Regions from separate parts of the Homo sapiens genome. Here region 1 is linked to region 2. A link is a contact called in ENCODE Hi-C or POLR2A ChIA-PET data. All regions are on one chromosome and are shown on one strand. The core of a region is the stretch at or near the end of the contact, and the rest is flanking DNA. Distances in the headings are between cores, read along the strand shown. Region 1 holds the start of TAF5 (TATA-box binding protein associated factor 5). Region 2 holds the start of RRP12 (ribosomal RNA processing 12 homolog).

The links. Hi-C counts contacts between places; a loop is a spot of excess contacts on that map. ChIA-PET counts read pairs that join two places held with the same protein, here RNA polymerase II (POLR2A). Pooled maps may share reads with other maps.
Region 1: a loop to region 2 is called in a pooled map, with 8 times the contacts of the local background. The contact joins the promoter of TAF5 here to the promoter of RRP12 in region 2. A Hi-C loop is called at or near these places in 2 of 50 pooled maps. POLR2A ChIA-PET finds 5 or more read pairs at or near these places in 2 of 52 experiments (OCI-LY7 and endothelial cell of umbilical vein).

What each region holds. Positions count from the first base shown.
Region 1 is chr10:103,366,611-103,369,583 of GRCh38, forward strand. It overlaps TAF5 (TATA-box binding protein associated factor 5), which reads left to right and starts at 1,366. Exons shown (of 11, transcript NM_006951.5): 1 at 1,366-1,938. The coding sequence starts at 1,380. RefSeq lists enhancers at 1,182-1,476, 1,229-1,468, 2,599-2,668 and a silencer at 1,599-2,138.
Region 2 is chr10:97,399,592-97,403,024 of GRCh38, forward strand. RRP12 (ribosomal RNA processing 12 homolog) reads right to left here and starts at 1,749. Exons shown (of 34, transcript NM_015179.4): 1 at 1,502-1,749; 2 at 714-943. The coding sequence starts at 1,640. RefSeq lists an enhancer at 1,233-1,282.

The DNA of each region.
Region 1 (2,973 bases), core at 116-2,615, 6.0 Mb after region 2:
CATAACGTACATATTTCACAACCACAACATTCTGGTATTTAAAAACTTTTTTTTTGAGACGGAGTCTCGTACTGTCGCGCAGGCTGGAGTGCAGTGGCGGGATCTCGGCTCACTGCAACCTCCGTCTCCCGGGTTCAAGCTCTTCTTCTGTCTCAGCCTCCCGAGTAGCTGGGATTACAGGGGCGCACCACCATGCCTGGCTAATTTTTTGTATTTTTAGTAGAGGCGGGGTTTTGCCGTGTTGGTCAGGCTGGTCTCTAATTCCTGATCTCATGATCCGCCCGCCTCGGCCTCCCAAAGTGCTGGGGTTACAGGCGTGAGCCACCGCACCTGGCGTTAAAAACTTTTTATTGAAATGTAATGTATACGGGCCAGGCGCAGTGGTTCACGCCTGTAATCCCAGCACTTTGGGAGGCTGAGGCCGGTGGATCACCTGAGGTCAGGAGTTGGAGACCAGCCTCGCCAACATGGCGAAACCCTGTCTCTACTGAAAATACAAAAATTAGCCGGGCGTGGTGGCACACGTCTGTAATCCCAGCTACTCGGGAGGCTCAGGCAGGAGAATCGCTTGAACCCAGGAGGCAGAGATTGCAGTGAGCTGAGATCGGGCCACTGCACTCCAGCCTGGGCGACAGAGCGACACTCCGTCTCAAAAGTTAAATAAATAAATAAATGTAATGTAATGCATGCAGCTCGATTAACTTTTACAAAAGTAAAAATGACAAAAAAAAAAAAAAAGTAAGCACTATTCAGGTCAAAATGTAAAACTACCAGTATCTCGGAAGCCTCCCTCTGGCAAATGGTATATGTTTTTGAGTTAAATACGTGGATTCGAATGTTGACATTTGGACTTTCTTCTTGCCTCTGGTAAGTTATTTAACCTCTCTTGGTTTCAACTGAGCCATCTGCGAGGTGGGGATAATATTACCTCATAAGATTATTTAATTGTAGCAGGGCGTGGTGGCGCATGCCTGTAATCCTAGCTACTGGGGAGGCTGAGGCAGGAGAATCGCTTAACAGCCTGGGCGACAAGAGCGAAACTCCGTCTCAAAAAAAAAAAAAAGAAAAAAGAAAAAGATTATTGAATTGAAGGAGATCACATAATGTAAAACATCTATCATAATGCCTAAATATAGCTGGCCTGCAATAAATGGCAATTATTCTCAGGCAAATGTAATAGGTGGTCACCAATGCCCACTTCCTGCCTTTCTTTCGCTCGGTTTTGAAAGTTGCTCTCTTTCCTATTCCGTTTCTCCTTCCTTTTCGCTCCTCCTACTGCCGTAAATGGCCTACTAGAGTTGTCGTGAAATGCTCCTCCCCGCCCTCCATGTGGCGAAAATGCAATCACGCTTGACGGCGCGAGGTGGCTCAGCCGCAAGATGGCGGCGCTGGCGGAGGAGCAGACGGAGGTGGCGGTCAAGCTAGAGCCTGAGGGACCGCCAACGCTGCTACCTCCGCAGGCGGGGGACGGCGCAGGCGAGGGTAGCGGCGGCACTACCAACAACGGCCCCAACGGCGGCGGCGGGAACGTTGCGGCGTCGTCGTCCACTGGCGGGGATGGCGGGACCCCCAAGCCCACGGTGGCTGTCTCCGCCGCTGCCCCGGCGGGGGCGGCCCCGGTGCCCGCCGCTGCTCCGGACGCCGGCGCTCCGCATGACCGACAGACTCTACTGGCCGTGCTGCAGTTCCTACGGCAGAGCAAACTCCGCGAGGCCGAAGAGGCGCTGCGCCGTGAGGCCGGGCTGCTGGAGGAGGCAGTGGCGGGCTCCGGAGCCCCGGGAGAGGTGGACAGCGCCGGCGCTGAGGTGACCAGCGCGCTTCTCAGCCGGGTGACCGCCTCGGCCCCTGGCCCTGCGGCCCCCGACCCTCCGGGCACTGGCGCTTCGGGGGCCACGGTCGTCTCAGGTTCAGCCTCAGGTCCTGCGGCTCCGGGTAAAGGTGAGCCGTGGGGTCCCGGGTAGGTACGGCCGCCGCGAAGGGGAGCAAGCCGGTAAGGCAGGGGCTGGCAGGCCTGCACCTCTGCGGGCTTGTTTTGAATTTCCTGGGCCCGCCTCTAGGGCCACATGCCCGCCCCTTTCTCTAGTGCGCGGGCTGCGCAGTCAAACCCCCTTCCGAGCTGTCAGTTCCAGTGAGAAGCTGAGGAGAGCTGTTGAGCAGAGGGATGTATGGGGAAGGTGAGCGCGGAGAGGCGGGATCTTCACGCTCTTGGTCCCTTTCCTTTCATTTGGGCTTTTGAGCCTTGGGCAGGTCCGCATGACACTAACAGTGTTTGTACAGTTTCGTACTAGCGTACTTTAAGTACTGTAAGTACTTTATTTTCTCTTTATTTCTTTAGTTCCTCTTAAAAGATGTGTTGATAAATACTTTATAGATTTTTTTTTTTTTTGAGACGGAAACTTGCTCTGTTGCCCAGGTTGGAGTGCAGTGGCGCAATCTTGGCTCACTGCAACCTCCGCCTCCCGGGTTCAAGCAATTCTCCTGCCTCAGCCTCCCGCGTAGGTGGGACTACAGGCTCCTACTGCCACGGCCGGCTAATTTTTGTATTTTTAGTAGAGGCGGGCTTTCACCATGTTGGTCAGGCTGGTCTCGAAATCCTGACCTCAGATGATCCACCTGCCTCGGCCTCCTACAGTGCTGGGATTACAGGCGTGAGACACCGCGCCCGGCCGCCATACAATATACCCTTGTAACAGTCCTGCACATCATGTACCCCCTGAATCTCAGCTAAAAGTTGAATTTTTTTTCTTTTTCTTTTTTTCTTTTTTTGAGACGGAGTCTTGCTCTGTCGCCCAGGCTGGAGTACAGTGGCGTGATCTTAGCTCACTGCAACCTCTGCCTCCCAGATTTAAGCGATTCTCCTGCCTCAGCCTCCCGAATAGGTGGGACTACTGGCACGCGCCACCACGCCCGGCTAATTTTTAAAAATATATTTTTAGTAGAGATGGGGTTTCGCCATATTGGTCAGGCTGGTCT
Region 2 (3,433 bases), core at 499-2,998:
TGCCTGTAATCCCAGCATTTTAGGAGGCCAAGGTGGGCGGATTACCTGAGTTCAGGAGTTTGAGACCAGCCTGGCTAACATGGTGAAACCCCGTCTCTACTAAAAATACACACACACAAAAAATTAGCTACTTGAATAATGCACTATTTAAATATACTAAAAAAAAAAAAAAAAAAATTAGCCGGGCGTGGTGGCACATGCCTGTAATGGCAGCTACTTGGGAGGCTGAGGCAGGAGGATTGCTTGGGCCTGGGAGATGGAGGTTGCAGTGAGTGAAGATTGCGCTACTGCACTCCAGCCTGGCCAACAGAACGAGACTCTGTCTCAAAATAAATACATGAATTAAGTTAAATTAAAGTAAATAAATTTAGTTCTTGCTAGATAAAACGTTTCCTAATCACTGTTACTCAGCATTTATTTACTCAACATATGTTTATTGAAAATACTCTGTGTAAAAGTGCTGTGTTAGGTATAGCTGAGGAGAGAAATGTTTGGAAAATATTTCTACCCTCAAGTACTTAAGCAGAGGAGATGTTCTTATAAAAAGCAGAAAGTAGAACCTGCCCTAGGAGGAGACATAAAGGGGAGGAGCGATGACGCATCATCCAGAAATACCAGCTGTTGTCATCGGAGACCTGTCGGCCAGAGCTGAAGAAAAGGCATGAGTTGGCCTCTCCTCACTATCCTATGGCCCTCCCGACCCTCGCCCCTACCTCCTTGTGGGCAGCCGAGTTGGACTCCCAGAAGCGCTGTACTTTGCTGAAGGTGACGTTTGTGCAGTCGGAAAGGCCACTCAGGAAGGTACCCGAGGACTTCTCGGTGAGAACCAGCTCCGCCTCTTCTTCCATGGGCGTCTCCGGGGCTTCGCTTTTGCCCAAGCGCAAGGACCCTGACTGCAGCTCATTATGTAACTTCACAGCATCGACTGTCAGGTCACTCCTTCCTGAGAGCCAGAGGCACAAGATAAGGTCCAAGCCTCCTTTTGGTCAAGAGAACAGAACAACCCCTGGGAAACAAACCAGCCCAGGCCAAATCTCCAACCCGAGAGGCTGAATTCTGAACACAGCCAGTCTCATAAAACCACTGTATGCCTAAAAACTTGAAAAACCAAGGAGAAAGGGAATCCTCCATGTAAAAGTTTCTGCTTCCCTGTAGCAGCGGCATAAACGCCACTGGGAATCGGCTGGGAGCTACATTCAGAGGGCCTGCAAAATAAATGAAGGTGAACGCGCTCTGTAAAGAGCTACCCAAGGTCCAAGCCATCTGTCTCAACTCTGACACCCGCGGTACCTTACACAAGACATTTCCCTACTGCGGACCTCAGTTTCTGTATCTGCTAAATTGGAAGGACTGCCCTTCAGAGAGGGCTCCAGATCCGACATCCTAAGAGACGAAAGGTCCAATGCCTGGCCCCGCACTCTCCCAGAGGCCCCAGACTCATCTGGACCCAGGTCTGCCTGGAACCCCGCCCCCGGCTGCGCTCGGGTCTCAACCCAGCTACCTGACGGCCGGCTGAAGAAGCGGCTGCGGGCGGCCTGACGGTGGCGGCAGATGGCGGGGTTGCTGTCGCTGCTGTGGCCTTTCTTCCAGCGCTTCAACTTAGCTGAGACACCAGAAGGCAACTTTCCCGAGCGACCCATGTTGACTAAGCCGTGGCGAGGAATGAGCTTAAATGACCGGCTTCCAGGGACGTAGAAACACGCTCAGAACCCACGTGGATACCCTGTAGCCTTCACTTCCTCTTCTTCTGGCGTCACTTCCGGATTCGTGTGCATTACTATGGTAAAACAGTCAACATCCGGTTTTACACCTCCTCCTGGCTTCGGATGGGGAGGAGCTCCAAGGAGATCCGTTGCTAGGGAGGAAGTTAGGTTGCTAAGGGTTCTATGGGGTTCTTACTCCAGCCAGGACCAGGTTTCAGGGCCACAGGCGTAAGCCTTATAAAACTGGAGTTTGGCTGAGCGTGGTGGCTCATGCCTGTAATCCCAATACTTTGGGAGGCTGAGGCGGGTGGATCATTTGAGGTCAGGAGTTTGAGACCAGCCTGATCACCAGGGTGAAACCCCGTCTCTACTAAAATAAAAAAATTAGCTGGGCTTGGTGGCGCGCGCCTGTAATCCCAACTACTCGGGAGGATGAGGCACAAGAATCACTTGAACTCGGGAGGCGGAGTTTGCAGTAAGCCGAGATCACGCCTCGGCACTCCAGCCTGGACAACAGAGTAAGACTGTCTCAAAAAAACAAAACAAAGCAAACAAAAAACTGGAGTTCTTTTGCAGTTAAACAACAACAAAAAGTACATTTATATTACATTTGAAAATCTATTTTCAAAATTAAGCATAGAAACACATTTATATGAAAGTCATATACCTTCATATAAAAGTATATATGTAATCCCAGCACTCTGGGAGGCCGAGGCGGGCAGATCACCTGAGGTCACGATGTTCGAGACCAGCCTGACCAACATGGAGAAACCCTGTCTCTACTAAAAATACAAAATAAGCCGGGCGTGGTCGCGCATGCCTGTAATCCCAACTACTGGGGAGGCTGAGGCAGAAGAATCGCTTGAACCTGGGAGGCAGAGGTTGCGGTGAGCTGAGATCACGCCATTGCACTCCAGCCTGGGCAACAAGAGTGAAACTCCATCTCAAAAAAAGAAAAAAAGAAAAAAAAGAAAAGTCAAAACTTATGGAGACTTGAAAGTGTGAAAATTAGCTTGACTTGAAAAGAGAAAAAAGCAGTCAGTGGTGTTCTAGACAAGCTTTGCTATTTTCATTTATTACTGGAGATACTCAGTTGCTAAGCCACCTTGCCTTATGACAGCATTCCATCCCTAATTAATCCCTGGTTCTCCAATTTCTCTCTCTCTCTCTCTTTTTTTTTTTTTTTTTTGAGACAGAGTCTTGCTCTGGTGCCCAGGCTGGAGTGCAGTGGCACGATCTCGGCTCACTGCAACCTCCACATTTCAGGTTCAAGCAGTTCTCCTGCCTCAGCCTCCCAAGTAGCTGAAATTACAAGCATGCACCACCGCGCCCGGCTAATTTTTTTTTTTGTATTTTCAGTACACGCAGAGTTTCACCATGTTGGCCAGGTTGGTCTCGAACTCCTTTCCTCAGGTGATCTGCCCACCTCCCAAAGTGCTGGGATTACAGGCATGAGCCACCGCACCTGGCATCCGGCCAATTCCCAGTTCTCCTAATTCCACCTCAGAACCAGCAACCGATCCAGTTTATCCCCACTCCCCTGAGACCCTCCTTAAAATCCTTCAACCAGATCCCAAACCTTACAAAAGACACATTTCTCTTCCCTCTTGCCCAGCAGCTTTATTCTAAACCTTTAGCAGCATTCTTTGGAAGAAGATATATAGAACTAACAAAGTACATCTATAATATATAAAGAATTCCTACCAATCAATAAGAACAAGGCAGACAAT